Regions from separate parts of the Mus musculus genome. Here regions 2, 3, 4, 5 and 6 are each linked to region 1. Evidence: chromatin loops called from intact Hi-C (ENCODE). Cell type or tissue: heart. All regions are shown on one strand. Each heading gives the region's core, and the rest is flanking DNA. Links, peaks and the distances in the headings are about the cores only. Region 1 holds the start of Ube2j2 (ubiquitin-conjugating enzyme E2J 2). Region 2 holds the start of Dvl1 (dishevelled segment polarity protein 1). Region 3 holds the start of Pusl1 (pseudouridylate synthase-like 1). Region 4 holds the start of Cptp (ceramide-1-phosphate transfer protein). Region 5 holds the start of Aurkaip1 (aurora kinase A interacting protein 1). Region 6 holds the start of B3galt6 (UDP-Gal:betaGal beta 1,3-galactosyltransferase, polypeptide 6).

Region 1 (5,152 bases), core at 658-4,657:
TCACACCAGGAACAAGGTTACAGTCCAGCATGGCCAAGAAATGCTTCCAGAAAGCATTGTCCCCAAGTTCTTAGCTTCAGAAGCCATGTGGGCCAGAGAGCTCAACTTGCCCAGCACCTAGTAAGAAACAAAGCAATATCCAATGATCCACAAGCAGAACTACAAGCCTTCACCCCTAAAGTTAATACTCCAACATGTAAAAAATAACTTCATTGAGTAATTCCAACACAACTGTATTTGGCTTGAGCTAAGTGACCAGACAGGTTAGTAGTGGACACACACAGGAAACTAGCAGTTAGTTGTGCCAGGCTATAGTTGTGCTTGCCTGACATGCATGAAGACCTGGGTTTAATTCCTGGCACCACATAAGCAAAGCATGGTTGGTGTTTATCTATAATCCTAGTAGGTAGACACAGATGATCGTTAAGTTATATAGCCTGATAGCCTGGAATACATACATTTTCCTGTCTTTCTTTTTTTCTTTTCTTTTTCTTTTTTTTGTTTTTTTCGAGACAGGGTTTCTCTGTGTAGCTCTGGCTGTCCTGGAACTCACTCTGTAGACCAGGCTGGCCTCGAACTCAGAAATCCACCTGCCTCTGCCTCCCAAGTGCTGGGATTAAAGGCGTGTGCCACCACGCCCGACTCTGTCTTTCTTTTTTTTTTTTTGAAGATCCTGTCTTAAAAAAATAGTTTAGTGCACATTTTCAATCCTGGCACTTGGGAGGCAGAGACAGGCATATCTTTGTGAGTTCAAGGCCAGCCTTGTCTACAGAGAGAAGTCCAGGAGAGCTGGGGTTACATAAACTTATTTTTTAAAAAATTCTGCCTAGTCAACCACAGGAGGAAATTCTTTCTCATACTTGCTTTTAACTTTTTTTTTTTTTTTTGAGACAAGGTCTCAGTGCCTATGTCCTGTGTAAACCAGGCTGACCTCAAACTCAAAGATCCTTCTGCCTCTGCTTCCCAAGTGCTGACGTTCAAGGCATCCAACACTATGATCAGCTTTAACTTCTGTTTTTTTCTTTCAGCATTGGAAATTAAACCTAGAGCCTCTCGAGGAGTAGGCAAGTATTCTATCACTAGGCTGCATCTCCTGCCTCAAACTTGCTGTTAAGCATATAACACCATACTTATGATTCACTATCTGCTGCCCTATCTGCTCCTCGTCTGCCTCAATCGGAACAGCAGTATCTTTCGTGACTCTCCTAGGGGATGGAAGGTGACAGAAGCAGCCACTCACTGGCAGCAGAAGAGTCTCTTGTCAGTCCCTCATCACCGTGCCAAGGTGGTAGTTCTTTTTCCTTTTGGACATCTCTCTCCCACAACACTCCACACAGGTTAGGTGACGGTGGGGAATTAAGACCTTGGCCTGACAGATGGTCAGAAGGGCACATGACACACCCAAGGCCAGGATTTTCAGGGAGTTTTACCTTCTCCAGGATTACTCCACGGGCTGAAGGAAGCCAGAAGCTCACAATAAACAGCCTTAGCACCACTTTCTCACACACACCGAGAACTGAACTGACGCCGAGTACAGGAAGACAATGATGTTGCAGAGGACTGACTCCAAGTTCTAGGAACCTAGACCTATCTCCGGCTGAAGATCATACGCGGGACTTTATAATGAAATACAATCCTAAAATCCTTTTTCCCCCCCCATTACACACACCTGGCCATGAATAAAGCCCTGTATCACTACTTGCAGAAAGGTACATTCTTATGCACTTGTTAGCTTACAGTGAACTCTGCTCTTTTCTCTTCCTGGTCTATCTGGATCTGATGACGTTGAGAGCTTGACTGAGGTTAAACACACAGCTAAGTGATGATGTCCACTAAGAAGGAAGTGAGGTCACTGGCTGAGAGTCCGCAGTTAGCAGAGGTGGAGAATAAGCATCGGCCGTCCTCACCCCGACCCCCGAAACGGGCCCAAGCCCCACTCTTACTGCCCAAGGTTTTGTTGCATTACCCTCAAGGGCGTAACCGCGGACACGCTCGCCCCTGTTGGGGTCTATTAAGCAGCCTGGGGTTCTAACTGATCGCGATGAAAGGGGGCCACTCAACGGCTACCACCCCACAACAAACTCACGGGATACGTTTTTTTAAAGATCAAACCTGGCTCCTCCTCGGAGTCTTCCGAGCGTCCGTGAGAGAATCCGCCGCGCGGCAAACAAAACCCCTAACCCGCCCCCGACAGGAACCCCGAGCGCCCTCAGTAACCGACCTCGGGTCCGGGCACAGCCGGCGACGTAACCAACGGGACCCGACGTGTGGCGTCCCCGCGTCCCCGCCCGCCGCTGCAGCCGGCTCCGGCGGGGCGAACGAGCGGCCCGAGGCCCCGCGCAGCCCGCGAGCGCTCACCTCTCCCTGAGGCCGCGGCCGCGTTCAGGTTCGCCGTGGTCGAGGCCAGAGCAGGGTGCGGAAGAGTGGGGCCCGCGCCGTGAGCCGCACCCGCGCTGGGACTCGGCCCACCGCACCCGCCGCAAGCAGCCTCGCCGCCGCTACCGCCGCTCAGCCTCCAAGATGGCCGCTCCGGGGACGGCCTAGGCCCGCTTCCGCTTCCGCTTCCGGTGCGCTGTCCGCGGGTGGAAGCGCTCCGCTAGGCAGCTTGGTGGAGGCTCCACTGTCAGTTCCTAGCTGGCTCAGGTCAGTCTCGGGTTTTTGGCTAATGGTTGTGTCCGGCTACTGCGCAAAGGGTTGCTGACGCGTGCGCACTAGAGAATAGCTCGGGGGAGGGGGTTGTGGCTCCTGTGTCGGGAAACTGGGCTAGACACTCCCAAGACTTCGTACTGTCTGGCCGGCACTCCAGGAACCAGTAAGTGGCTGCAGAAATCCCGCAGTGCTCCCGACCCCAAATCAGGGCCAGTCAGGGAGGCCAGCCCCAGAGAAAAGATGACCCATGAGTTCACAACGAATTAGGGCCACCGGCCACCTTCTGGCCCAGGATGCACTCTTGTCTGCTCTAAACACAGTTAAATTCCGAGCTGGAGGTTCACTCAGTTCTCCCTCGCTGCCCCTATAGCCACGAAGATCCCCGTGTACGGAGCCAATGATGGGCATAGGCGTATCCCGCACTCCAAGCCCGCGGCAGACCCCCAGCCCCGGGAACAGCCGTCCTCATAAAAAGAGTCCCTGTGTTTCCGCACCAAGTTTCCCAATCAGTTCTTGAATACCATCTTTATGCTCGAGGACATTGCTCTAAGACGGGTTTCCCCTCTCCCTCCGCCTCCTTCCTGGCCCTGGGGAGGGGAGGCGGTACAGCTTGGTCTTTTGGCCAGACTATCTGGCTGGTGCTGAGACAGGAGGCTGCCAGTAGGGATGTTCTAAATACTAGTTTGGGCCCTGACAGCTGGAGAATCTGGGCTGAGGAGGCTGATAGAGATCCAGACTTCTCCAGCTCTCCCTGCACACACTGCTGCCTCACTGTTGCATTCCTAGAATCGAATGCTAAAGTTTGTTCTTATGTTGGTGAGATAACATCACACACACACACACACACACACACACACACACACACACACACACACACCCTGCGTCCTTGACCCAGCACCTTCCCTTCATTTGCCTGTGAACTCTGTGTACAGGTTCCAGAAAGCCAAGTCAGATGTGGTAGGTGTCAGTATTCCGGGTTACAACACACTGGAAGAGAGACACTGCAGGATGAATTAAGGATTCTTAGCAGCAGGAGGCTCAGCCTTTGCAGGACTGAATCCAGAATCCACATTGCAAAGCCTATATATTGTTACACAACAGGCATTTTTAGACCCGGGCGGTGGTGGCGCATGCCTTTGATCCCAGCACTGGGAAGGCAGAGGCAGGCGGATTTCTGAGTTCAGTCTACAAGGTGAGTTCCAGGACAGCCAGGGCTACACAGAGAAACCCTGTCTTGGAAAAAAAAAAAAAAAGGCATCTTTAGCAAGTCAATTTGTGCGTACAAATTGAAGTAGTCTGAAGGAACTATAGAGAGAATGTCTTGTGAACTTCATGGAAGCATCATCTGTCAATAAAAAAAGCCTATGACAATGACCTGAGGCAGGGAAAAGAAGGTAGCAGTCCAGGAGGGGGGGGGAGTCAGGCAAAGAAGATCGCCCCATCCCACATGAAGAGGACGGTCACATGAAACTGAAGGAATGGTTAACTAGCCACATGGCAGGACTTAGACTATTCTAAATGAGATAATTGAGTTATGAGCTGGCGGAAACTAGCCAAAGCTATTGGCTTAGGCATATATTCATTATTCATATATAAGAGTCTCAGAGTCCATTATTTGGACTTGGACAGGGGTGGAAAGGCTATGGTCATGAGGAACCATTGCCTAAACAATTCCCAGCCTTAAGACATTTCCTGGTTTGCCAGTTATGTCTCCGGACTATGTTATGCAAAGGCTCTGAGCCCTTTGGAAGAGCTACCCCATAAACCTCATATAATAACCACTGACTATTTACAAAAGACTAATTCAAAGCCTAAGTATTCATGCCAGATACAATGGCTCTGCTAAAATTCTGCTACAAGTGGTGCTTGGAGTGTGCCAAGGATGCAAGTTTGGGCTGCAAAGCAGAGGCAGTTACTTACCGGGCTGTTTCAGTGACATTACAGTGCCTGGCCAACCAGTATGTAGGGCAGAACTGATGGTCAACTTTAAGTCCTCAACCTTCACCAGGACCCTGACTGCCTTTGAGTATCAGCAGTGGGCTCACTAACTGATTACTGAAAACTGATGACTGAGAGTCAGAAATGACTTCAGCAGTGACTGATTCACAGAGCAGGGGCTAAGCCAGACAGTACCCAGTCCTGAAAGCATCCTGGGGGAGTCAAGCAACCCATCTTAGTTGATCTGGGCTGCTGCAACAGGGCTGGCTCCTGAGCCCTGGGGAGTGTATCCTGTCTGTCAGCCCACCATGGCAAACTAGTTCTAGGAGACCAATGGTATCTCTTTCCATTGTCAAACTCAGAAAACAAATCAGTACAGACCTTTTGCCTCCTCCCTCCCCAAGGCACTGGGACCCCTAATCAGGGTAAATTAAGCTACTTTTAAAGGATGGAAAGTTAGAAGGTGAGGCCACTCTACATAGGAAAATAATTACGCTCTCTGGAACATACCTTGTTAGCTAGTTTAATGTCAATTTGACAAAAGCTAGTCATTTAAGAGGAGAGA
Region 2 (5,152 bases), core at 343-4,342, 96 kb after region 1:
ACACTGGGAACTGAGCCCAGTCCAGGGAAAACTCTGCTATTTACAAAGTAGGCAGCCTTGGTTTGGAGCTAGACTCACTAGGATATGCCTCACAGACTCTAGTCTGCAGCCACCCCTGAGGCCACTTGTCCAGCTCAGCCAAACTAGCTCTCAAACAAACTCCCTTCTCCCAACATTAAGCTACTTTCTCTTGGTATCCTTGGAGCTCTGTAGGTAGAACTCAGGTAAGGAAAGAAAGGATGCAGTTGAGACGGGGCAGGGCTCCTTGTCTAGGCTCCCAAGTCCACTAGACCATCAGAGTCATGGTGAGGCCTACTGACAAGTCTTTCTGTGTCATCCCAACTCTATCTCTAAGTTGCTCTGCCCCCTAATTCTTCTACACCCCCAGAACACCCAACTTGTACCTCTAAGCTCTCTGCTAGCTCCAGACCCCATGTCCCAGCCACTTCAAACCCACCCGAAGGAACTACTCCTGCTTCAAGACCCCTATCTGCTATCCTATCTCCTTAGCTAGGACACCTGCAGGTCCTCCAAACCTGCCACAGGCACAGACAGTGAGAAACCTATGTGAGCTGATGCTATCTACCCAACATGAATATCAGAGTAAAGGGACAGGTACCCTCAGGAGAGACCCAGAGTGTATAGCAGAAAGCAACCCAGGTCTGCTCCTTACCACTTACACGCTAGGGTGTAACAAGTTTGTGAGAACATTTGTGACTTGGGTCACAAAAAACCAAAATGTACCAATATTTGGATCCAGAGATACCCTGTCCCTCAGATTAGAGACCACAGAGGTGGCCCAGTCAGGAGAATCAGGGAAGACCGACCTCTAGAGCAAGACCCTCTAGTCTCCTGGCAAATGGAGAGCACCCGCCCTCAAGCTGTGAGGGACACTCTCTCCTTTGCCTTTTCCTGGTGGTTGGGGCACAAGGACTGAGTAGGCAAGAGAGTTTAGTCATCCAAACCAGGTTCAGTCCTGCCTAGACGCCCAGGGCCAGGAAGAAGTCCAAGCTTGACCTGACCGATGGGCTGCCCAGGGACCCTGCAACCATGGAATCCAGGAAATCGCCTCAATGTCAAAGCCCTGAGATGGAGCCACACACAAGGGCACCAAGCACACCTGCTCCACCCACAGGGCCTAAGCATGCTACCCTGCCTCCCCACCCCCCAATCACTGCCAAGCCATGGACTCAAGTTTCTGTGGCTATGCCCTGTCAGGCCTCTGTTGCACTGCCAGTCCCTGGCTCAGCGTCCAGAGGCCCAGCTTAACTCCAATAGGGAAGTCCCTTCTCCTGAGACCACCACAGCCATTCAGCTAGGAAAAACACTACATTAGAAGTTGACTCAAGTCAGGAGATGAACCGAGCACCTCCCAGGAATGCAAATGTTGTGTGGTTCAGAAAGGTCAGAGGCACAGGAGCCAGGAACCAAGGGGGCAGGGTACACGGAATGAAGCTTCTTGGTTTCCAGTGACCCTTGACCTCTCTGCCTTGCCACAGGGACTCTAGAGGGACCTGGAAGAGTCTGTTTTCAGGCTTCAAAACTTTTCTAAGTTCCAGAAAACAGGCGGGTGCCTATGAGCCACCTATTTCACATTACCCCATCTCAAGCGGAGGATCCACTGGGTGCTAGGAGCCACAAACCCCCAATCCTTCTCCGTGATCCCACCCCCCACCCCCCGCATAAACTGCACACCCACCAGGGCAGTCCTGAGCCCCGGGTTTCCATCCACAGAGGAGGAACGCATCAGGCTCTGTGCTTAACCAGAGAGAAGGGAGTTGGCTTTAAGAGTGGCCTTCGGCACCCAACATGGACCAGCTGGGCACAGGAGCACCAGTGGATGGTGGTCAGAAAGCCTGGGCCCTCGCCTGTCCGTCAGAAAGAACTGTCTGGCCTACCCAGAGGGTAGTCAGTGGCTCGGAACCCCAGCTTGCCACACTCAGGGTCACTGGGCGCAGAAACTCTACCTACACCTGCTGTAGATGCGCAGCAGGGTTGCCGGCGACGGGGGCGCTCTCTGACGTCCCCAGACCCGAAAGCCCAGCCGGCGCGGACAGGTGCCAGCTCGTGCACACAGGCGCGGGAGGAGGCCAGCGCCCCTGCCCAGGCCGCGCGGCCCACTGACCCGAAGTCCTGGTCCATGGACTTGAAGAAGAATTTGTAGGCGTGCACCGGCCGGTTGCTGAGCACGTTCTTGAAGTCGGCCAGCGTGACGCGCTCGGGAGCTACGGGCAGCTTGACCAGGTACGGCGTCTCCTCCTCGTCCATGTGGTAGATGATTTTGGTCTCCGCCATGGCGCGGCAGGGGCGACGCGGAACCCGCGCGGCGTCAGGGCCCGGCTCGCCTCTCGGACGCGGGGCGCCCTCCCAAACCGCCGGCCCGCGCCCCGCCCGGCCGCCCCGCGGCCCCTTGGCGCGGCCGCCCCTCCCGGTCCCGGCTCGCACCCGTTCCCCGCCTGTCGCCCCGCGGCCCGCGGCCGCCCATCCGCCGCGGCCCCGGAGCGGGCGCCAGGGAAAGCGGCTCTGAGGGCTCCCGCGGCCCGCCGCCCCCTCGGGCTGTTCACGAACCGCCTGCTGGGGTGGAGCGCGCCGCCGCCGGAGGGCGCTTCGGGGCCGGTGACGTCACTAGTCGCCCGCAGCGCGGGCGGGGCGGGACTGCGCACGCGCAGAGCGGGTCCGGCGGGGCGGGGCTACGGCTTGCGCACGGGCGGGGCAACCGGGGTGGGACTGGGCGGGCTCAGAAGGCCTGGCCGGTCGGGTCTCTCCGAGCGCTGTCTTGGGGTGGAGCCCAGATTCCCAACAGGCTGCGATCCTTGAGGCGTTTGGGTCTGAGGTTTCTGGGCAGGTGGGCACGCTGGACCCCAGAAAGACAGAGAAACCCTGGAAAGATCGCTCCCCTTGAGCCAATAAGGTCTGCCAGGGAGCAGAGGAGTGTCCTTAGGTTAGGCCGGTCCTGATTCTCCTTCTAGGTGCTCAGAATGTGGAGGCACTGTCCGCTCGGGCGGCTTCAGGCGCCCTATAAGAATCTGAAGATACCTATGCCTAGCCCAAACAGCGAGAGCCTCACTGTGCCCCCATGCTAATCCTGAGCTCAATTCTTATGCCCACTGCCTTGTCCCGTCGGATCTCCAAGAAACTCAAGTAGGTATCCACACAGATGTCCAGGCAAGGCCCAGGCTGCAATTGAAGCCAAAGGAATTTTAGCCCTGGATACTGTAGATCCAACCAGCCAGGTGTCCTCTGCAGACCAAGGAAGACCAGGTCCGCCCCTCAGTCCAGGATGGCCTAAGACCATTAGAGGGAGTGATTCACTGACCAGTAAGAATGGGGGAAGACATAGGATATTGATCAGTGATGAAGAAAAGGGGTGCCTGTTGTGACCTTGGACCATCCCCAGACACGAAGCCCGCACAAGGAAAGATCCCACCACTGCCTGGAGGACTCAGAGGTAGGCATTGAATGCATACTAAAGGCCGCTGAAGTCAACCTAAGCAGAGTTCTCCCCTTTGCTTCCATTGCTATCCTGGAAACCTATTCTTCCCTTGCCAGTAGCTGGCCTTCCTTGAATCTCTACAAAAGCAACCTGAAGGCACCAGGCAGCCGGGCGTGGTGGCGCACGCCTTTAATCCCAGCACTCGGGAGGCAGAGACAGGCGGATTTCTGAGTTCGAGGCCAGCCTGGTCTACAGAGTGAGTTCCAGGACAGCCAGGGCTACACAGAGAAACCCTGTCTGGGAAAACACACACACACACACACACACACACACACACACACACACACACACACACACACACACACAAAAGAAAGAAAGAAAGAAATCAGCAAGATGGCCTCAGAGGGTCTGCCCAAAGGAGAAGGAAGACAGATCCTTTCCTGAGTGCCCCTTGACCCAAGCTACGACTGGTCTATGGGTCAGAAGCAATCAAATAAAGGGGTTCCCATAACCCAGATGCCCTTGATTCCCAGCTGACTCGCCCAATTATAGAAGGTAGGAGCCATGGTACTGACGCTGATGGGACAGTTTCTACTGTAGAAGAGATGGTTGTGATGCGAGAACCTGTCCCTTTCCAGAAGTAGCCTTGTCCAGTAGCAGTGTGATCTCTGATGGGGCCAGAGGGCACACCTCAAAGGTCACTGAGGTCCTGTGACTAACTGTCATCCTTTCTCACCCCCACTATTCTTGGACCAGTGAGAAGGTGTCTGCTGCCATGTCTGATAATATGAGTTTGAACCCCAGGACCCAAATAATGCAGGCTGAAGGCTACTGGAGGAAGTTACTACCTGACCCCCACATTCATGCCATCCATTTATCTATATGCACACACTGTTAATGAAAAAAATAATAAATTTTTATTAATTAAAAATGTGATGTGATGACATGTGCCTTAATCCAATCCTAGGATGAAGGACAGAGGTAAGTGGATCCCTGTGAGTTCTAAGCCTAGCCAGGGTTATTTAGTAAGACCTTGCCTCAAAACAAAAATAAATAAATGAATGAATAAATAAATAAATACTGTCTTTTGAAAAAAAAGGGGGGAAGGGTCATTACTGTTTGTTTCCTGGTAGCCCATATCTTTTAAGGAGAAAATCAACTCCCAAACATTTTTTTTTCTTCGTTTTTTTCGAGACAGGGTTTCTCTGTGTAGCTTTGGCTGTCCTGGAACTCACTCTGTAGACCAGGCTGGCCTTGAACCTTCATAATACTGTAATGGGCATGTTCAGAAAGACACACATAAATAAGTTAATAAATCCTTAAAAGGTGGGGGTTTGAGGGTTAAAAAAGAGATGACTCAGTGGTTAAGAACACTGGCTTCTCCTCCAGAGGATCCAGGTTCAATTCTCAGCACACATATGGCTGCTCACACCCGTCTGTAACTCCAGATCTAGGAAATTCAAAGCCTTCTTCTGTCCTCCAGGGGTACTGCACACATGAGGCAGACAGAAATAGTCATATACATAAAATGATAAAATTTTAAAGGCTTTTTTGTTTGTTTGTTTGTTTGTTTTTGATTTTTGGTTTTTCGAGACAGGGTTTCTCTGTATAGCCCTGGCTGTCCTGGAACTCACTTTGTAGACCAGGCTGGCCTCGAACTCAGAAATCCACCTGCCTCTGCCTCCCGAGTGCTGGGATTAAAGGCGTGTGCCACCACGC
Region 3 (5,152 bases), core at 489-4,488, 51 kb after region 1:
AGATGTAACTATCTGCCTAGGAGAGACCAATTCAGTGCTCCCCAAGCAGGCCTGACAGCCCAGACAGCTGCATGGAGAGCTGCAGCTGGCCAGGGAGCCAGAAACTGGGAGGGGCTGCAGCAGGAGCTGGCATTTGTATTCACGGGGACAGGGGAACATAGTGGGCAGTTAGTACAAGCTCAAGGGGGCCAGCATTCTGTCCCGGGAGTCTCTCAGCACTCCCTTCCTCAGCCAAGGACCTGAGGCATCCCCTCCTGCCCCATGCCTATTTTTTGCCAGCCAGGGACTTCCTCAGCAGCTTGGAGGTTGGGGAGGAGCCCCCTCACCAAAGCCATGACTCAGCGCTTGAAGCCCCACCCAGGGAAGGGCTTGCAGCCAAGGCTGGGCCGGCTTCTCTTCCGGGGCTCCCCTGCACCCCCACCCACAGCTTCAGGGACTATGAGACATTCCTAAGGCTGTCACAAGCCCTTATTCTAGGCCAAGAGTCCCAAAGCAAAACTACCAACGTTTCTAGGTTTGGGTCTAGGCTCCACCTCACTTCCACATCCTTCAGACAGCCCCACCCTGCCTCACCTAAAGGTTCTTGGCCACAAAGATCAAGTTATAACTTCAGTAAAACCTTAGAGTAGACAAGGTACTCTTCGAACTCATCCAGTCACAGCCCACCCCACACCACCAAGCCAGGTTCCATCACCCCAAGACCAATGTCCGGAGAGTCATCCCCAGCATTCCCCTCCTCCATCAAAAGAAATGATGTTAAGCCTAGGTACCTGCCACACCTACTGCAGCCCCACAAGTCCAACTGGCTGGCTGTGGCAAAGAAGGCCTAGAGGTGAGTGGATTTCTGCTTAGGCCCAAAACCCTGTACAAGGCAGGGTAGAGCCAGGGCTTTGCAGAAAGGGGTAAGGGCAAAAATGAGAGCGCTTCAACTGGGGCCCAGTTCCATGCACTGAGACCTTGGCTAAGACTCCTACCAAATGGATGCAGAACTGTGGGGTATCAGAGGCTCTCAGACCACTCCTCTCAATAGAAAACAGGAAAGCATAGTTGACTGCCTTAAGCCCCCTGCCTATAGTCAGTGGACACTCTTGGCAAACTCTAACGCTCCAAGGTGTTTCTGGCTGACTCTCTTGCAAGGTGGTTTTGCAAAGAGCTGGACTGCTGAGGTAGGCCCTCAGAAACCCAGCACTCATGTACATATGTGGTCAAGCTCACACGAGCAAAGGCATGATACATGCTTATACATAAACATGCATACATGTATTAGCACAGGGCATGCAGACATGTGTTCCAGGGATACAGTGCACACTAAAACACACACCTGCATACGTTAACATGTGTCTAGTAGCATGGCAAACACGGTTCACGAATCCACAGAGATGTAGCACATGTACACACGTGTCCATCCACACTAGGCTATGTGCATGCATCAAGCACACCAACTCCGTATCACAGCTCACCCACACATTCATGTGCACCAAGGAGAGCAGAGTGGCAGAACATGCTCCCCCCCCCCCCGTGTGTGTGTGTGTGTGTGTGTGTGTGTGTGTGTGTGCACATACAGAGGTGGGACACCTCACGAAGGTCCGAAATTTCAAATGACACACAGGAGGTACTCCATTACTGTCTGCCAAATGCCACTCAATGAAACAGATGTATATCTGTGTGGCCATGTGGTTCACACAGATGTGCACGACTGTATTCCAGGAACAATAAAAGAAACAAACCCATAGGTGAATAAGGCCCATACCCTTCCACCTAAACACGACTTCCTCATCCTTACAGCCTCTACCCCTTCAGGCTCCTGGGTCACTCATACATCCGTTAACTCTCACCAAGGTGTCTATCTCAGGCCCTGATGGCTCCGGCTGGTTGCACCCATACACTGCTCTGGACATACGGATCAAGATAGAGACCAAGCAGGGTGCCAGACAATCCTAGCCAGAATTGGACTACAGGGCCAAGGAGGAGCCCAGTACTTGTGGCACACCAGAGCATACACACAAAGAAGGGTGGACAGTTCTAGAGATGGCACTGGACGCAAATGCCCAGTGACACACAGCTGCCCAAGGCGGTCTGCACACTCACCCCCGCGCGCGAGGTGATCAGCACAGGGGCGTCTTTTGTTCCGGTCCCCCGAGGCCGGAGGCGGAGCTGCGCAGCTAGGGGACCGCGACTCCGGCTCCCGCCGGTTTGTCCGTGCCAGGTCTTCTGCTCCGTCCAGGTGGACTCGGAGCGGTCACCACGCTGGACACCCCTTGCCCGCCTCCGGCACAAAGGCGGCTCCCCATCCCCGCCCGCGCCCTACCCCGGGCCCGCAGCACACCTGAAGCGCGGCGAGTCCTTGATGCATTCCTCGAACTCTACCGTCATGGCTGCGGCGAGCGGTGCTCACTGTGCGGAGGACCAAGGCGCGTCGAGCGGCATCCCCGGCCCGTGGACCGTCTGTGGCGCCCGCGCCGAGCTGCGCTCCGCGCCCGCCCGCCCGCCTGCCCGCCTCGGTCTGAGCCCGGCGCGCCGCGGCCCCGCCCCGCCTGTCACCGCTGGGGAGCGTCGCCAAAGTCAGCCTCTGCCTGCGCCACCCGCTGTCACCTCCGGGGAGCGTCGCTAAAAGCGCCGCTGCATCCCCTCGCCTGTCGCTGCGCTCTGTCCTCGGTCACCACGGTCTGGGAGCTGGGCCGGCCTCGGCGGTTGGGCTTCGGAGTGGTTTGGCTCGGTCGCGGGACAGGGAAGGGCACGGCTCGCCCACTTCAGGCATCACGGCGGTGGTGAACTCGGCTGGAATGCTGCCGACGGACACACTCCGCGACGGCGGCGGGGAGATCGGGAGTGAACGAATTAAGGTCGCTTGTGCGGAAGCGACCCATCATCGCGCCCCTGTGAGGCCGAGGACAGGAAACATAGCCGGCTCTAGAGGACCGCACTTTGCACCCGATCCCTAAGCTTGGCTCCGCCCCCGCCTCTCCATTCAGGCGGGGCGGACCGAGTCAGTGCGCAGGCGCCGTCCCTGCTGGGCTGGGTCGACCGCGGGCCACGTGCAAGCGCCCCGCCCGCTCAAATATGGGCTCCTGCGGGGCGGTGGGCTCGGTGCGTGCGCGCTACCTTGTGTTCTTGCAGTACTTGGGCACTGACTTCAAGTACGTTTTCCCGCTGTTACCCCCGCGTTCTCCACTCGGCCTCGCGGGAAGTCCGCGAGGTGACCAGGACGGGCGCGATCGGTCTCGGGATGCGGGATTTTAGGAGCCGAGGAACACAGTGGCCTGCACCGAACCCACGCGCCTGGGCGCCGAGACCCCTGGCGGGACAGCGTCCACAGACACCGCAGATAATTCCTTCCTGTTTCTCTCCGCAGTGGGGTTGCGGCCGTGAGGGGCAATCCGCGCGCTGTTGGGGTGCTGAACTTCCTGGAGGTGAGGACCGGTTTGGGGAGGAAGAAGCAGTCGGCAGCTCCAACCCCTACCCACTCTCCTCCTCCTATTCCACGGACTCCGGCCATCGATGTGGCAGCCGCCTGTACGGTTCCCGCAGGAGGCTGCCAAGCGGCTGAACTCTGTCGACCCGGTCAGGTTCACCATCTCTAGCCGCACCGATGCCGGGGTGCATGCCCTGAGCAACGCGGCGCACCTGGACATCCAGCGCCGCCCAGGGCAGTCGCCTTTCTCCCCGGAGGTCGTGGCCAAGGCCCTCAACACCCACCTGAAGCACCCGGCCATTCGGTGAGCCCGGGGTTTTGGTATGGTTCTGGGCTTTTTTTTTTGTCTTTTACCATTGCACCCCACTGTGGTGGGAGGCAGAGATTTCCATAGTGCTGTGTGGACAGTTGGGCATACTCATTCCTGGGATGAGCCAGATCTGCTTGCCACAGTGTACTGAAGGCCTTCCGAGTGCCCAACGACTTCCACGCTCGACACGCAGCCACCTCCAGGACCTACCAATATCGTCTGGCCACAGGCTGCTCCTGGCCTAATCAACTGCCTGTGTTTGAACAAAATGTATGCTGGGCTCTGCAGACAGAGTGAGTGAGCTAAGAATGGGAAGAAAATGGCTCACCATCCATCTGCCTGGGCTCTCCTCAATAATGCTCATTTGGCTCTGCAGGTACCTGGATATGGCGGCCATGCAGGAGGCTGCCCAGCACCTCCTCGGGACACATGATTTTAGTGCCTTCCAGTCTGCTGGCAGCCCAGTCACAAATACTGTACGCACACTTCGAAGAGTCTCAGTGTCACCTGGTCCAGCCAGCCCATTTGTCCTCCCCGAGGGGAGCAGGTGAGACGACTAGCCTTTCACTATGCCAGGACTAGAGGCCACCAGGGTCATTACTCATAATACCTCAATAAAAGTGAGATGATGCTAAATGGGTATATTGCACATCCATTGGGCCTAGAGGGTGTAAGAAGGTGAGCCAGAAACTTGTGTCTTCTTCCTGTTGGGTGGGGTCTCTGCCAGCCTGGGGAGCACAGGGTGGAAAATGTTGCCTTTCTGAGGGCCCTGCCAGACCCATAGCTCTTTATAGCAGGTAAGTTCTGGCAGTCTCTGAAAAGATTTCACTAGAGCGAATAGTTCCATTCCACTTTGACAGACTACGTTAAGTTCTCTGCTTCAAACACCAGGAATCAGCCGCTCACCTTGAGAACATAACATCTGGAACCAGCTCCAAGGGTTTGGTAAAGGGGCTTTGGTGTGACCAGGCACAAGAGCACATGGCCTAGGTTCCATCTTGATAGGTGGGCTGGCTATGTCCTGCTTCAGCACAAATACTTTAGCCCCAAAACATGAAGGCCCAAAGCAATCGCTATTTCCCGTGCACAAACTAACCAATGCTCTGTTATATAATTGTTTCCTTTCATGGTATATGTAGAGTCGAGTAAGTCATGCAAAACTCGCTCACCCTCTGGAACTGGTGGTCAACTAGGCAAGAACCCACCCTGGATGGAAGCCTTTAAACCAGTATATAAATCGTTGTCTTGTCTGAAGCCACATGGTGAGCTAGGTTGGCTGAGCCTGCCCTTAGCTTGGACCTCAAAGCTGTCTGTGTTCCTAGGAGGCTGCAGTTCTGGACCTTGGAGTTTGAGAGCCAGTCTTTCCTTTATAGACAGGTAGGCTGTCTTAACCCTCACAGGATGGGCTCGGGTAGACACACCTGTGACAA
Region 4 (5,152 bases), core at 818-4,817, 74 kb after region 1:
GCTACACAGAGAAACCCTGTCTGGACCACCGCGCCCCCCCCTCCCCCCAAAAAAATCCTTAAGAGGCCTATCTATTTTTAAGTTCTGTGTTCAGGGCCACCCACCCCATGCTGCAAGGGTATAGCTATCCAGGCATGCTTCTGTTGCCCACTTGCCCCATTTATCCCCTAAGGCCCCAGGACTAGATAGAAAGAACATGATTAGAAAGTAAGTTGTGGCCCTTGCAGCGCTCTGGACCACTCACGCACAGTACTCACGTCATCATTGTAGCCCATGTGCATCCCACAGTCCAACATGACATTCTTCCCCGAAATGGAGACCAAGATGCAGCTTCGGCCTACATCCTGGCCAGCCCCTACTCAAAGAGAAGGACAAGTGAAAGACAAGGCCACGGTTCCTCCCTCTTTCCCCCAAGTTTCCTTCCCTCACTACTGCACGGGCTGACCAACACGGAACCACTTATACCTTCACACGAAGGTTAAGGAAATGCACAACAGTGAGATAAGGTGCTGTGCTAGGGGCTCCTGCCCTCCCTCACCACGCTTTCCCGCGCATCTCAAAGGTGTGACGAATTGTTAGCAGAGCACTGAGCACTGGCTGCAGTTCCCAACACTGAACAAACACAAGCCAGTGCTCTGTAAACAATACTGCTGTCCTCAAACCTAACTCAAATTATCTAGCCTTGACCCTCTACGGGGCTGCAAACCAGTGAGGCTTTCTTCCCTGAAATGTCTTCCCGAAGAGGCTGAGGCCTGGATCCTGAGGTCTAGTGTTGAATGAAGCCATGTGGCCTCAGGCTAACCACAAATAAACATGACTGACGGCAAAACTTTGGTCAGTGAGCAGCACAGGCCCCATACCCCTAGCTCAGCCTCAATGGGAGTTCCTCCCATGCTCCGGATGACATAAGCAGTCATCCCAGCCCAAGATACTGACCACATAGGACACATTTAACTAACTGTTATCTCTCCTGGGATCTGTATCCATAAGGAGAGAGACGTGGGCCAAGTCTCAACAGCAACCTGAAGACAACCAACAGCCCTGCTGCCATCTTGGATCCTACGGTTTCCACCGCCAACTGGAGGCACCAGCAACTATCATCAGCACCACAAATATCATGGTGACCAGCCATGGCCCAGTCTGCTTTCCTTACGTAGGCATCCACAATGACGCTGAGGAGCCATCAAGCTTAGATTTTTCTGCAGGCCTGCTGCTGTCCCCTCTAGATGTGTGTTCCCTGAAAGAAAGCTTTTAGCATCCCTCCCCATAGTTCCTTTAGCCCTGAAGCTGTGCCAGGCCCTGCTGCCCTTAAACTGAACTTATAGAAGGGGAATGGCTGCACGTTTACAAAAGTTACCTGACATCACAGGTGCCCATCATTACATGACTACCAAGAAAGGTGCCAAAGTATACATTTTTAAATTACAAAGCCCAGTTCTTGGGCACTGGCAAACGTTCTTCCCAAAGAGATTTACAACTCCAGGGGAAAAGGATGAGAAAACAAAACTGACAAGAAAGTAAAGAATACTACCTTGACCACACATCCCTGAATAGAGCAGAATTACACGGTAGGGGGAAGAGGCAATAAGTCACTGAGTACATTACATGGGGATTTAATAGCTGTTCCAAAAATTTCAGAACTGTGGCAGAGAACAAAACTTTCCCAGTGGTGGTAGGGGGCATTGGGGAGCCAGGTCAATGAATATGCTTCATCGTTTAAGCTAATTAGTATTTAGTCAGTATGAGATCTACAGAGTGAGTTCCAGGACAGCTAGGGCTACACAGAGAAACCCTGTCTCGAAAAACCAACCAACCAAACAAGACAAAAAAACAAAAACAAAAAAACAGTATGAGAAGTTGCGTCTGCTAAGGCCCTGTGATGCAGTGAGTTGAGAAGACTCGAAGTTTTAGCCAAGATGACCTAGAGACCGGGACCATGAATAGGAAAGTGCTCCCCACACCCTGCACACATGCAGGAAGTAAAACCCAGGGACATTTGGGAGGTTCTGAAACCCCAGGTTTTTTTCTTTGTTTGTTTGGTTTTTCGAGACAGGGTTTCTCTGTGTAGCCCTGACTGTCCTGGAACTCACTCTGTAGACCAGGCTGGCCTCGAACTCAGAAATCCGCCTGCCTCTGCCTCCCAAGTGCTGGGATTAAAGGCGTGCACCACCACCGCCCAGCGAAACCCCAGATTTCAAACGGTTGTTTTCTCTTTCACAGCCATCCTATGCTATTGGTGATCTTAGAGGTCTAGATCTATGTTTTCTACGATGAACAAATATACTTTTAACAATTCGGGATAGACCAGACACAAAGACTGGTTACTGATCTGAAGGATAGCAAGCAACCTGAACATGAAGAAGCGCTTGGGGGTGGTGGTGGTGGTGGTAGTGGTGGTGAGCAGAAGTAAGAGGGGCTTTGAAACAACCGTCCAAATGCAGGAGCGGAAAGTCGCCAGGACGATTTCTGTGCTGGATTCAACACCACCGACAGGCGAGGCTCATTTCACCTCACGACCATCGTAAGCAGCCCAGGTACAGAAGCTGGCCCTCCGTGACTCATATCGAGCTCTAGGACCAGGAATCAAACCCACATCTCGTCGACCCCCCGTGCCAGACAGAGAAAAGGGAGGCACTGGCTCTGAAACTGTCTACTCCGGCTTCCGCTCCCTGGGACGAGCAGATGATCAAACGGCTACGGAGATGAAGGGACCCATCCGACTCTCCGGACGCCGCGGAAGATGCTTAGGACTCGGACTCACCCAAGGGAGTGACCCTAATCTCGGGCATGGTCAGGGAGGTCGCCTCGAACCACGGCTCCACGGCTCGCGTGCACCGCCCGCAGGAGAGCCGCAGGCAGACCCCGCGCGCGCTCACATCAGACGCCCGGCCGCGGCGAGTCCCTCCGCACTGCGCGCAGGCGCAACCGCCGAGACCGCCCCCTTCCTGCCCTCGCGCCGGAAACGCAGGCGGATATGTCGAGTTCTAATTGGATGATCAGCAACCAATTGGGATGGCTGGCGGGGCAGCGGAGGGCGGGGCAGAGGCTGGACTTTGGGTTGCAGCTCCAGGTTTCTGCTCAACCGCAGGCTCCGAGCTTGAGGGGAAAGCATGGGGACGGGGACCCTTACCTGACGTGAACCAGGCGGCAGAGCCACGTCTCTGTACACCACCGGGGCGGACTGGCAAAGAATCGTCTCCCACAGCAGCCTAATTGTAGCTTTGATCAACCCTCCCCATCGCTGGCCTCTGCTGCACCCTTTGCCCTCCGCGGGAGTAGAGACCACCACTCCCCCACCATCGGAACCCATCTCAGGTGAGATTTGTAGACTTCTCTGCACCACCCTGGCTTGCTGCTACGCCTAGGTGTATGCTGGGTGCCAGCTTGTGGGCCTTTGCCCGGCTGTCCATCCTGTTTAGCTTGATCATCAGAGGGAGCTGGATCACCTTCCGGGAGCTGGCGAGCTGCTCTCCCTTCCTGTTCTTTCCGGGTTTACCGCGGACAGTTCTAAGAGGCTACTTGGCTCAGGCTCTGGGCAGGAAGGCCTGGCCGCAGGATTGTTAGGTGGCCAAAAAAGAACTGGGGTGAGGGGGGCGGCATAGAGACTATTGACCCACGGGACAGCAAACAGGCCGAGGGTGTATCGCAAGATTCTGGGCGTCGCCAACTTTGAGGCCCAGGCGGGGCTGTCCCTGACACCTAAACACAAGGTGAGCCCATCTCCTAAGTCTGGAACTTGCGACAGGCATCCAGTCCAACCCATGAGGCCCTGTCACCATTTACATGGACCGGGGAGACATGTAGACCACACTCCCAGAGCTGAAGGACTGAGACCTAGGACTGTGTGAAGGAAAGAAAAAACTTGCACACAGATACGTTGCACACTGGATAGGGGTGGGTTTTTGAAGGCCTGATGGTACAGAGGTTAAGGCAGGAATCCACAAGAATCTCCAGGACTGGTGGTAAGTGTTGGACATAAGTGTAATGCAGCCACATCCCACAGAGTTGGTCCTGGACATCAAGGCAAGGCTGTTAAGATAGCAGGAAAGGTAGGGACTGGGTGCTTAGAGTGACCCATCCAACATGTGAACACAAAAGGAGCCTAGTGGCACAAACTTGTAGTTCTAGCTACTCGGGAAGCAGAAAGATTGAAAGTAAAAGGCCTAGTTTGACATGGTGGCACACACCTTTAACCCCAGCACTTTAATCCCAGACAGGCAGATCTGAGTTCAAGATCAGCCTGATTTACAGAGTAAGCTCCAGGACAGCCAGGGTTACACAGAGAAATCTTGTCTTGAAAAAACAAATTAAAAAAGAAAGTTAAAGGCCTGCCTAGGCTATTACCTGTCCAGCATACAAGAGGCCCTTAGGTTCAGTTCCCACAACTGTAAATAAATAAATAAGCAAGTAAGTGTGGAGACTTAAGTTTGTGGAGTGACTGTAAAAATGCTTACAGAATACAGAGCCCAGCCTTACCTTAAGGCCTTTATCCTAGACCAATTCCAGAATGTTCTCTAGAGCTAGTGGGAGAACTTGTAGCAATCCTTTGTATGTGGTATGACCTTTGGTCCAGCTACCCTGGTTTTTGGGGACACATACCATTTCAACAACAGGAGTATCCATCTGTCTGTCTAGCAGATGCCAACCCACAGCCTCTGCTTTAATTTTGGGGGATACACCCCGGATAAAGGAAGGGAAAGCCTCACACCCTCTCCTTGTGTGAGGACCACTTATTTTATTTAAAGTCCCTGTTTTTGTTTTAGTGCAACTTCCCATCAGAATGCTGGCCTAATCCAGTGAGGTCCGGGTGTGGCCAGGATCCAGGGCTGTGCCCACCTTTTAGGGACATTCCCCTAAATTCCCCTAATGCACGAAACATGCTCTAAGGAAGAGAAAAAACGAAACTGTAAGAAGCAACAGCAGATGCCATCAGTGCAGCTGTGAAGTCTCAGGTCAGGAACAGATTAGCCTGAAGGACAAGGAGCAGCCATGGCAAGATCTGTGGGTACAGGACTAAAGGGCACAGCAGGGTCAAAGTGGCTTGTGGAAAAGCTTGTGGTTTCTGGTGAAAGCACTCAGGTGAAGGGATAGAACTTCACCGTGATTCTCAGGAGACAGTTTTAGCACTGCACTATTTCTTTCAGATCTTCTG
Region 5 (5,152 bases), core at 740-4,739, 110 kb after region 1:
CACAGCTGGGGAGCCCTGACAGGAGCTTTCAGCCAGCTGCTCTGGTCTTCTGCCAGGGACTGTGGGATGCCAAGAGCCTGGTTGCTGCCCCCTTATGGTCACTAGTAAAAGCACAACTACATTAGAGGTTTTTGGCTTTTGCACTCCATCCAATCAGCTTCAATTTTTCAGCAGAGAGCACAAGGCCCTTATTGGACCCTGCCTTTAGAAACCGGTTCACTGATTCACATTCATTGGTCAGGGGCACAGTTGGATCCCAAGGGACATCTGGTTATCAATATCATCTAAGCCAGCCTAGATTTGTTAGTTCAGGTGATATCGGAGAGCAGGGTTCATGAGGGCCCGCGTGGCCTAACAGATGCACTGTTCAGTTCCCAAGCTTATTCCTAGCTCCCTCATAACTTGGTATACAAGGCCAGGGTCCTTCCAGGTCCTCAACTATTCAGAGCATACACTCCTCTTGATGCAGGGATACTCTTCCCCAAGCTAGACTCTAAAAACAGCATCTTCTGTAGTAAGATGTCAACACTGAACCTAGCAAAACACACCATCCAGGCAACCTTCCTGATTAATGCTCCCACCCACACGGCTGAGGAGCCAAGCAGAAGCTGGGACATCTGGGAACACTGGCGACCCACCCCAATACCCTGTCCCTGTGGCAAGACGAGTCCATCCCAGCCAACAGGGCAACTTAAATGGCTCATCAACTACAGAGGACCACGTGCCATCTCTTGAGACATCTGAGCTTCCCTTTTCTGCTTCCCTCCTGAGTCCTCACAGATCATCTCTTACTCCATAATCAGCACTCCCCTTAACCCAGGTACCCCTCAGCTCCAGGACACCAGGACACCCAGTATTCACATTGATGTCCACCTTCCTGGAGCTGTTCAGTGGTCCCAGAGCACACATCTCTAAATGAGGCAGATTAGTCAGGCTGGAGGTCAAGGACAATTAGGCACACTTGGGCCCTGGGTTCCTATGACAGAGTCTTTTTTTACCCGAAGAGATCTCACACCAAGCCAAAGAAACTCTAGGTCGGCCTAGAATAATTGAGTCCTTCCAATATTTATTATAGTGGGTCAGAAGCAGCAAGAGAGCCAGAGGGACAGGAACCCAGATTATTTGTTCTTCAGGTAGATCTTCGGGGTCTGCCAGTTCTCAGGGGCTTCCTTCAGGCCTGCCTTAAGCCAGATGCGCTTCAAGTCTTTCTCAAATTTGATCTGCAAGGGCAGAGGAGACAACCAACTTATTATAACGAGCAAAGCCTCTTTTAACCACTGTCAGTCTAGGTCCAAGGGAGTGCCCATATTCACCTGCTTCTTCTTCAAACGTCCTTCCCGGACCTTGCGACGTAGAAACCGGGTCCTTTTGACCAGTTTACGGTACTTGTGGTGGTTCATCTTTCGCCTTCGGATCTTCAGCACGTTTTTGCACTGCACTGGAGTGGCATCCCAGGCTTCCCTGACTCCCTGCTGGGCTTCCTCCTCCCCCTGCCTAGGTGGACATTCGTAGAACTGGGAGGGAGCCAGAGTCACTGGGACCTCGACATTCCGTCTGGGCAATAAGTATTGAGCAGTCAGCCAGCTCTCTAGAGGACTGATGGCCATCTTCCTGGGGACCAGGAACTCCTCAAGCTCTGACTGGGTCCTCTTACCAGGGAGGGAGGCAGCCCGACTTGGGCTTGCAGGCTGCAAACTGTAAAGGGGTCGAAAAGCATAGCTGCCAATCACCCCGGAGCCAGGGCAGGAACGACTGAAACCTGGGGAAACAACACAGTTGCTACTAGTGCCATCACAGCAGATCAGAACACCACTACTACCCAGGCTAGGGCAACATGTAGACCCAAATGGTAAGGCCTGCCCCTTATCCTTCCGTCTGGAGTTGTGATGTGCTCCTACATACTACATGCAAGCTCGCAGGAAAAGGTTTGTGCCCAGGCTCTTATTCCCAGTAGCGACAGGAGACTACTGAAGGCGAGCTGGGCCGCGATGATTCCCATCCCCAAGTCAGGTGTGGATTCCGCGTCCAGGGGCGTCTTACCTGCCCAGGGAACAACAGTCCTGGCCAGCCGTGAAGTCAGGCGCGCCAGGAACATGGTGAGCAGTTGGTCCGGCGGCAGCGCTCAAAGCTAGAACACAGGAACCAGCTGAGGTCACGCAGCGGCGACGGGCAGTGCTCTCGGCCGCAGGCCTCGCATATCCCATCACCCTGGGTCCCCCTGACCCGCGATAAGGAGACATCTTCAAAAGTCGCTCTGAGCGCAAATCCTGTCCCTACTTCTCTCCACCAGCGTGGTCGCTGTAAGCCGCCCACCCACGGTTCCCGCTCAGGCAGCGAAACCCACAGCGCAGGACGATATCGACGCTCGCACGCACCAAACAGACGCAGGCCAAGCGAGCTCCGCCGCCGCTCATCATCTGAGCCCCGCAACAGGCCCACCGAATCCCGGAAGTTAGGACCGATCAGGTCGCCTCTGACCTCGACCACTTCCGGTCCCTGGTCCTACGCAGCGCCCTCTGGTGCCCGGCTCTGCGCTAACTCGATCCTTGCGTGCCCGAAGGCGATCGCTTCCGGTTGGAGGGGACGCTTCCCCTGCCGCTGTTGTCCAGCAGCAACAACGTTCCGGGTAAAAAGTGCCCACACCCGACACCCACCACAATCCCGGAGAGTGCTCTCTGCGTGCACGCGGACTTTACAGTATATATATATATATTTTTTTCCTTTCGTCTCTCCCAAGCCGGTTAGCCTCCGGGTACCGCCATGGACCGTAGGACTGCGGAAGTGACAAGTGGCGCTCCTCCTGTTAGGGCGGCAGGTCGTTTAATAGTCCTGTGGGATAGGCTGGCTGCAGAATGGGGCGCTCTGCTTCTTGAGGCCTCAGAAACTCCGCCCTGTTCCTGCTCCGCGGTCCTACCCTGCCGCTAATCTCAAGTGAAAAAAGTCCTAATTTCTTTAGTGTGCCCTGAGGAAAAAAAAATTTTTTTTAAAGATTTATTTATTTTTTATTATATATAAGTACACTGTAGCTGTCTTCAGACACTCCAGAAGAGGGAGTCAGATCTCATTACGGATGGTTGTGAGCCACCATGTGGTTGCTGGGATTTGAACTTCGGACCTTCGGAAGAGCAGTCGGGTGCTCTTACCCACTGAGCCATCTCACCAGCCCCCTGAGGAAAAATTTAAATATCCTCACACACACGTTAATTTTTATCCCAAAACTTAAAAGCAGCTTCTTCAGAATACGGCTGCTGCTTTCCTTGGCAAGAGCCTAGCAATCCACTGCACCTCAGTGTGGACCAGAAAGTCCTGCTGGCTCCGATGGACAGGGGTGCAAGACTAGGGTTCTCCTTCATTTGAGAAACTACGTATGCCTCGCATGAGGGATTTCTGTGGATTCTTAACACAAAGTGGCCAAATATCTCATTCTCAGGCATTAACCTAGCTAAAGTTACATAAACCAATAAGAGGGCAGAAATTGCAGGCTGTCGTCCCAGCTGTGTAACTGAGGTCACAAAGTGATGTTGCGTGTACCCTACCTTCGAGAGGGGATGCTGGAGATATTTGTCTTTTCTAATGATGTTTCGAGAGGGGAGGCACAATGTGCACCTGCATATGCCACAGCACACATGGAGTCATTTCTCTTCTTCCACATTTAAGGAAGTGAATTCCAGGGATCTCATTCAAGTTGTCGGGTTTATGTGGCAAGCACTTAACCACTGCGCTAGCCCAAACAGGAAGGTTTATGCATTTTAGTCTGTCTTTAGTTCAGACTCTCACCCTGGGTTTAGCCACAAAAGGCAAATGGAGTCTCTAGATTCCAGCCCTCACCTTGGTGCTCCCAGTCCTCAACATGGCCAGCTTTTATTTGATGTGTTTCTCCTTGGATTGCATAACTAAAGGTTCAAGGAGATGAATAAAAGTAAATAAATCCATCAGAGAAATGGTCATGTTCACAACAACCCGTATCGGGACAGGTCTTTGTAGAGTCAGGGACAATAAGAGAAAGGGCAAGTGGAAACAAGTTTTGGAAAGAGACCAAGCAAAGCATCCTCCTTACACAATCCCGGGAACTAGCAAGTTTCTAGTCTTCCAGGAGGTGAGTAAAGCCAACCTTGTTAAGATCCCTATACTTTCCTGGGTGGTGGTGGCCCACGCCTTTAATCCCAGCACTTGGGAAACAGAGTCAGATGGATCTCTTTTGAGTTGCAAGGCCAGCCTGGTCTACAGATTGAATTCTAGGACAGCCAGGGCTACACAGAGAAACCCTGTCTCAAAAAACCAAAAGACCCCCTGTATCTCAAACAGGCTCCAGGCCAAAACAGAACATGCCCAACCAGGGCAGGGTAGCTGCTTGGCCATGGTGGCAATAAAACACAGACACATAGCCATGACACCATGACATTGTATTGCTACTGTAAACTAACCTTGCCAAGGCAGATCTGGAATTGCAAAGGTTAATCCTTCATAAAAACCTAAGAAAAAAAGCACTGCTGGGGCTGAAGAGATGGCTTGGTGGTTAAGAGTACTTCCTATTCTTCCGTGGGATTTTCGTTTGTTCCCAATCAGAAAGAACCCGAAAGAAAGAAAGAAAGAAAGAAAGAAAGAAAGAAAGAAAGAAAGAAAGAAAGAAAGAAAGAAAGAAAGGAAGGAAGGAAGGAAGGAAGGAAGGAAGGAAGGAAGGAAGGAAGGAAGGAAGGAAGGAAGGAAGGAAGGAAGGAAGGAAGAAAGAAAGAAAGAAAGAAAGAAAGAAAGAAAGAAAGATCACTCACTGGTAGAAGATTTGGGGGGAGAGTCTGTGTAAATTGTTTTCTTTAGAGTATAAAGATGAATTTAAAAGTGTGAATGGCCAGAGGTGGCCCCACCCTGGGGCCTGCCTGTTACAGCCTAGGTTGAGGAACCCTAGAATTGAGCCACAGAAGCCAAATGCTGACTGGTTTGTGCCAGTCAGGGTAGCTGCTTAACTTAAGCCTGATGCTTAACTTAAACTTGAGCCTGCGCGTCCGTCTCATCCTAACGCTAGCACAGCTGTGAAGCTTGTTGAACACCGACCATTTCTTTTTTTTTTTTTTAAAGATTTATTTATTACATATAAGTACACTGTAGCTGTCCTCAGACACACCAGAAGTGGGTATCAGATCTCATTTCGGAGGGT
Region 6 (5,152 bases), core at 381-4,380, 48 kb before region 1:
TCCAACCAGTAGTAAAAAGGAATGCTAGTGACACCTGTAGTGGAGGTGACAATGATACCCCTTGATTTGCCATCAATCGAAGTCAGATGGCATTCTATTTGTCAAAGTCACAACTGTTTTATGATCATTTGTTAATCTCTACCTGGGCCTAATTTCTAAATTAAAATTTGCTGTACCTATAACAGTCTACTCAGGACTTAGTTCCACCTAGGTTTCAGGAATACACAGGGTGGCTGGGGGAATATCTGTACTTCTTTGCCATCCTTACATTATAATTCTGATGAAATCAAACTATATATTTTGTTTCTTTTGCTTTTTTGTTTTGTTTTGAGACAGGGTCTCACAATGAAGCCTTGGTTGGCCAGGAACTTGCCAAGCAGACTGACTAGGCTTGCTTCGAGTTACAGGCAGTAGACTCAATAGTTCAAGGCCAGCCTCAGCTACATAGTAAGTTCAGGCAGGCTACATGAAACCCTGTCTGGAACCTATCGCTAACAACAACAAAAGAGGAAAGGGAAAAAAAAAAAGACCACCAAAGTCTAAAAACCAACAGTGTAAAACAGCCCAAAAGCTGGTAGTGGACTGATGATTTAGCCCAGTAGTAGAGCCTTTGCCCAGCATTTACGGTGCTGGATTCGATCTCCTCCAGCAACACAAAAATAGGAATGTAAAGAAATAAAGCCTGGCAGGAAGAAAAAAAAAAAAGTTAAGTAAAAGAAAAGAAAAAGCCTTTAATTCTAGCACTAAGGAGGCAAAGGCAGGCGATCTCTGAGTTCCAGTGCAGCCACTCTGGTCTACAGAGTGAGCTCCAGCACAGCCCGAGCTACACGGAGAAAGCTCGCTCGTCTCGAAAAACGTCAACAACAACAACAGTAAGTAAAAGCAATGTCGGTTTAAGAACTACGCCGAACAGTACCGGAGAAGAACGCCCACCAACCCGGGCTGGGCAGGAAGGTTTTACCCAGGCCTTCCATTTCCAGCTCACACTACTAGAACTCATGGCGCACGTTTTACCAAAGGGGAAACCGAGGCAGAGATGCTGCTGGACCACAAGTTGAGGTCACAACGCCAGCCGGTAACAGAGCCCCGAGCCTCAGATCCCCCGCGGCAGTGAGTTCCGGAAGCAGCAGCCGAGGAAGAGGGCGGCCCGCGGGGTCGAGCCGGCTCAGACCTGGCGCGATTCGAACGCTACCCGAATGGCCTCCCAAGCCCGCCCCTCGCACGGCGACTGCAGGGACCCCTCACTCACCCCGGCTTCTGATGCGCCGGGTCTGGGCGCCCGCCAAGTCTTACGCAGAACTCGGCTCAGGCCGCCGCCATCTTTCTTCCGGGAAGGGGCGAATAAGACAACCGGGAACGGTGGGGAAAAAAACACCCGGCCTCCGGTACGAATCTCGAAGCCGCCATCTTTCTTATGGGCGGAAGCAGCCTCTGCGAAGCAACCAATAGGAATGGCGCGCGGGGTCACGTGTCAATCATTCTGGGCCCAGCCCTATCCTTCAAAGCCGCCCTGGATATCAGCTCCGGGGAGTCGAAACCCCCAGCCACGGTGCGCCTCGGGGCTCCTCCCACGTTACCAGGCCTAACCGGCCGCGCCAGTCTCCGAGTCGCGCAGGCGCCTTCCAGCGTCCGAGTCGAGTCGCGCAGGCGCCTTCCAGCGTCCGAGTCGCGCAGGCGCCTTCCAGCGTCCGAGTCGCGCAGGCGCCTTCCAGCCTCCGAGCCTTCCAGTCTCCGAGTCGCGCAGGCGCCTTCCAGTCTCCGAGTCGAGTCGCGCAGGCGCCTTCCAGTCTCCGAGTCGAGTCGCGCAGGCGCCTTCCAGTCTCCGAGTCGCGCAGGCGCCTTCCAGCCTCCGAGTCGCGCAGGCGCCTTCCAGCCTCCGAGTCGCGCAGGCGCCTTCCAGCGTCCGAGTCGCGCAGGCGCCTTCCAGCGTCCGCGCCTGCGCTCCTCGGCGGCCTCTCGCCCGCAGCATGAAGGTATTCCGGCGCGCTTGGCGGCACCGGGTGGCGCTGGGCCTAGGCGGCCTGGCGTTCTGCGGCACCACTCTGTTGTACCTGGCGCGCTGCGCTTCCGAGGGCGAGACGCCCTCCGCTTCCGGAGCCGCTCGGCCCCGCGCTAAGGCCTTCCTGGCGGTGCTGGTGGCCAGTGCGCCCCGCGCGGTCGAGCGCCGCACCGCAGTGCGCAGCACGTGGCTGGCACCGGAGAGGCGTGGCGGACCCGAGGACGTGTGGGCGCGCTTCGCCGTGGGCACTGGCGGCTTAGGCTCGGAGGAGCGGCGCGCTCTTGAGCTCGAGCAGGCGCAGCACGGGGACCTGCTGCTGCTGCCCGCCCTGCGCGACGCCTACGAGAACCTCACGGCCAAGGTCCTGGCCATGCTGACCTGGCTGGATGAGCGCGTGGACTTCGAGTTCGTGCTCAAGGCGGACGACGACTCCTTTGCGCGCCTGGACGCTATCCTGGTGGACCTACGCGCACGGGAGCCCGCACGCCGCCGGCGCCTCTACTGGGGCTTCTTTTCCGGGCGCGGGCGCGTCAAGCCGGGAGGTCGCTGGCGAGAAGCAGCCTGGCAACTCTGCGACTACTACCTGCCCTACGCGTTGGGCGGTGGCTATGTCCTTTCTGCGGACCTGGTGCATTACCTGCGCCTCAGCCGCGAGTACCTGCGCGCGTGGCACAGTGAAGACGTATCGCTGGGCACCTGGCTGGCACCAGTGGATGTGCAACGGGAGCACGACCCACGCTTCGACACGGAGTACAAATCTCGAGGCTGCAACAATCAGTATCTGGTGACACACAAGCAAAGCCCAGAGGACATGTTGGAGAAGCAACAGATGTTGCTGCATGAGGGCCGGTTGTGCAAGCATGAGGTGCAGTTGCGCCTTTCCTATGTCTATGACTGGTCAGCTCCACCCTCCCAGTGCTGCCAGCGCAAGGAGGGCGTTCCCTGATGTCACTGCAGGTGCCGGGGTCTCTCCTGACACAGGCCAAGCATCCTGAACAATCTGATAAATGATCTGGGCTGAGCTTGGTTTATCCAATTGCTGTTGAGACCTTGGGACTGATGGCCAGAGACAGCTAACAATGTCTAGTCCACTGAGGGTGCCATTAGTGGTCTGGTGTAAGGCCTACCCAAGGACATCTGGTTATGAATGTGGAGATTGCATCTGAGCGCGTGCGCGCGCACGCGCGCGCACACACACACACACATGCACACACACTGACCATGTAATGCCACCTATCAGCCATCTGGAGTGTGAGGGAAGGGCCTCCTCACTTGATGAGTTTAGAGTGCCCTCATTCTGCAAACTCTGCAGCTCACTGCCCATCTTGATTGTTCTGCACAGCCTCACCTGCAGACTGTGTTGAATTCATCTCAAAATGTTACTTGTCAAAGTTGTCTTTGTATTGTTCAGACAGAGTTCCATTCTGTTGTGTCTCCCGTTTTTTATCTTTTGTCATGGACAAGTATGAGGTTTGACTTGATTTTCAAGTCAACTAGGTTAGAATTTTTGTCTCAGTGGATAGAGGTTGATAAATATAATGCAGTTTGCTTAGACCTATTTATAAATATTGTATGCTTGCATAGATAAGAATTTACAGAGGCAGGCAAATCTCTGGGTTCAAGGCCAGCCTGGTCTACAGAGTGAGTCCAGGATAGCCAGGACTATGCAGAGAAACCCTTAAATTTTTTTAAGTTGGGAGTGCACGTCTTAATTTATTTTTAACTAAAGGAAAATACTTGTGTCAGATTTTGTATCTGTGGATTAATCTGTCAACAGCCTAAGTGGCCAACCCCACTTCTGGGTGTGTTTAAAGCATAGAAGAATATTTAAACTATCCATTTCTCTTTCAGGTTTACACATAAATCAGTCTTTTTGTGTGTGTGTTTGTTTCTGAACAGACATGACTTTTAAAGCTTTTCAGGGTGTGTGAGCGTATGGACTGTAAGGCACTTGGGATCAGAATGTCCACACAAAGTTTGTCTTTCAAAGTGGTTTATTCACACCAACAGTCTTTACAGTATCGGGCTAATATAAAAGTTAAGCAGCTGTCTCACCAAGCAGGTTCCACCGTGTGATCTCTGGGAATACATTTCAGAATACTTCTCAGCCACCACCCACCGTCAAGGCCTTCAGTTATCAATTGTGGCCGACTCCAAGGAGGTCCTTGAGAGTGTAAGCATGTGGCCAGTCAATGGCGGGCTTAAGTGGGCGGAGTAACAGCACCTGAAGTTCCGGGGTGACTGAGGCCAGGGCCACCAAGAGAGTCTCAAGTCCCTTAGGTATCAACATGGGAGGGTATGGAAGCCTTGTCACAGGAACATTGACAGTATGATCGATTGACAGGCCATCCCCAGGGTTCTCATTTCCTTGGGTTCACGGCCATATCAGTGCCACCTTAAGGTTAGTTCATTAGCATATCAAGGCCTATTCTGGACTGCAGGGTGGGCTGCCAGTGGATTTGCTTCTGAGGTGTAGCTCTTGTCAAAGCTGCCTAGTGGCAAACTCGAGCATTATTTCAAATCACACAAGAAGGCCTTTGAGTTACACAACATGGTTTTTAAACTATGTTCCATACAAGCTTCCACAAAGACCTTCAGATTCCTGGTGTCTCAGCAAAGTTTCAGAGATCCAAACCTGTGTTGAGGCTTCCTAGAGTCTCTCTTAAGGAAATAATATTTGCTACCTAGCATAGCACCCCAACCACACAAACTTTAACAGTAGTACATATCCCCTTTTAATGTTTAAAAAAATTAAGAGTATACTTAGAAAAATATAATAAGGTGGCTCCAGGATAAATGGACAACCTGAGCTGGCCATGACCTCCAGCTTTGGATGATGTTGCAATCTCTGCTATTTTAATGGGACTGATGTTTGAGGTTTTGTTTTTATGAGACAGGGTCTAGCTATGTAGCCTAGACTAGACTTGAACTCAACCCTGCCTAATCTCCTGACTACTGAGATTACAGGCATAAACCACCAAACCAAGTTTACATTAACTTTTTGTTTGTTTGATCTGTATAGCCTGAAGGTATTCCTGCCTGGGGAACTGTGGATGCGGAGAGACATGCCCTGATTGCCTGTCATTAATTTGCTTTTAAAATTTCAGGCTGTAAACTTGAACGTGTTTGGATTCTTCCTTTTCCTTTTGTTTG

Evidence for each region. Peaks named below come from ENCODE experiments on the same cell type or tissue, not always from the same donor. Only the 100,000 strongest peaks of a DNase experiment are listed, where the experiment ranks them.
Region 2: a loop joins it to region 1, with 2.6 times the contacts of the local background. A loop is called at or near these places in 10 of 42 quality-filtered maps.
Region 3: it touches region 1 in a loop (4-fold over the local background); 23 of 42 quality-filtered maps call a loop at or near these places.
Region 4: a loop joins it to region 1, with 4 times the contacts of the local background. A loop is called at or near these places in 6 of 42 quality-filtered maps.
Region 5: a loop joins it to region 1, with 9 times the contacts of the local background. A loop is called at or near these places in 10 of 42 quality-filtered maps.
Region 6: it touches region 1 in a loop (2.0-fold over the local background); 6 of 42 quality-filtered maps call a loop at or near these places.

What each region holds. Positions count from the first base shown.
Region 1 is chr4:155,941,220-155,946,371 of GRCm38, reverse strand. It overlaps Ube2j2 (ubiquitin-conjugating enzyme E2J 2), which reads right to left and starts at 2,559. Exons shown (of 8, transcript NM_021402.6): 1 at 2,222-2,559; 2 at 1-117. In heart, for the core only: a CTCF peak has its summit at 2,606; DNase peaks (open chromatin) are centred at 1,991, 2,641 and 3,241; H3K4me3 peaks cover 2,738 bases; H3K27ac peaks cover 1,859 bases; H3K27me3 peaks cover 272 bases.
Region 2 is chr4:155,844,878-155,850,029 of GRCm38, reverse strand. It overlaps Dvl1 (dishevelled segment polarity protein 1), which reads right to left and starts at 2,628. Exons shown (of 15, transcript NM_010091.5): 1 at 2,126-2,628. The coding sequence starts at 2,295. In heart, for the core only: a CTCF peak has its summit at 2,593; DNase peaks (open chromatin) are centred at 439, 1,339, 2,149, 2,609 and 1 weaker place; H3K4me3 peaks cover 2,755 bases; H3K27ac peaks cover 1,614 bases.
Region 3 is chr4:155,889,616-155,894,767 of GRCm38, reverse strand. It overlaps Pusl1 (pseudouridylate synthase-like 1), which reads left to right and starts at 3,006. Exons shown (of 8, transcript NM_001033490.1): 1 at 3,006-3,137; 2 at 3,353-3,410; 3 at 3,529-3,716; 4 at 3,866-4,015; 5 at 4,099-4,269; 6 at 5,045-5,099. The coding sequence starts at 3,061. Acap3 (ArfGAP with coiled-coil, ankyrin repeat and PH domains 3) reads right to left here and starts at 2,893. Exons shown (of 24, transcript NM_207223.1): 1 at 2,327-2,893. The coding sequence starts at 2,373. In heart, for the core only: a CTCF peak has its summit at 2,635; DNase peaks (open chromatin) are centred at 1,277, 2,547 and 2,957; H3K4me3 peaks cover 4,000 bases; H3K27ac peaks cover 2,291 bases.
Region 4 is chr4:155,867,330-155,872,481 of GRCm38, reverse strand. Cptp (ceramide-1-phosphate transfer protein) reads left to right here and starts at 3,042. Exons shown (of 3, transcript NM_024472.4): 1 at 3,042-3,315; 2 at 5,145-5,152. It overlaps Ints11 (integrator complex subunit 11), which reads right to left and starts at 2,915. Exons shown (of 17, transcript NM_028020.3): 1 at 2,762-2,915; 2 at 258-355. The coding sequence starts at 2,789. In heart, for the core only: a CTCF peak has its summit at 2,843; a DNase peak (open chromatin) is centred at 2,951; H3K4me3 peaks cover 2,305 bases; H3K27ac peaks cover 1,467 bases.
Region 5 is chr4:155,828,959-155,834,110 of GRCm38, reverse strand. Aurkaip1 (aurora kinase A interacting protein 1) reads right to left here and starts at 2,842. Exons shown (of 4, transcript NM_025338.4): 1 at 2,376-2,842; 2 at 2,041-2,128; 3 at 1,314-1,759; 4 at 1,013-1,220. The coding sequence starts at 2,095. The coding sequence ends at 1,119. In heart, for the core only: a CTCF peak has its summit at 2,507 (motif pointing left); DNase peaks (open chromatin) are centred at 1,590, 2,520 and 2,810; H3K4me3 peaks cover 2,670 bases; H3K27ac peaks cover 1,766 bases.
Region 6 is chr4:155,989,432-155,994,583 of GRCm38, reverse strand. It overlaps B3galt6 (UDP-Gal:betaGal beta 1,3-galactosyltransferase, polypeptide 6), which reads left to right and starts at 1,906. Exons shown (of 1, transcript NM_080445.4): 1 at 1,906-5,118. The coding sequence starts at 1,968. The coding sequence ends at 2,945. Sdf4 (stromal cell derived factor 4) reads right to left here and starts at 1,741. Exons shown (of 7, transcript NM_011341.5): 1 at 1,250-1,741. In heart, for the core only: CTCF peaks have their summits at 1,483 and 2,145; DNase peaks (open chromatin) are centred at 1,483 and 2,733; H3K4me3 peaks cover 2,696 bases; H3K27ac peaks cover 2,472 bases.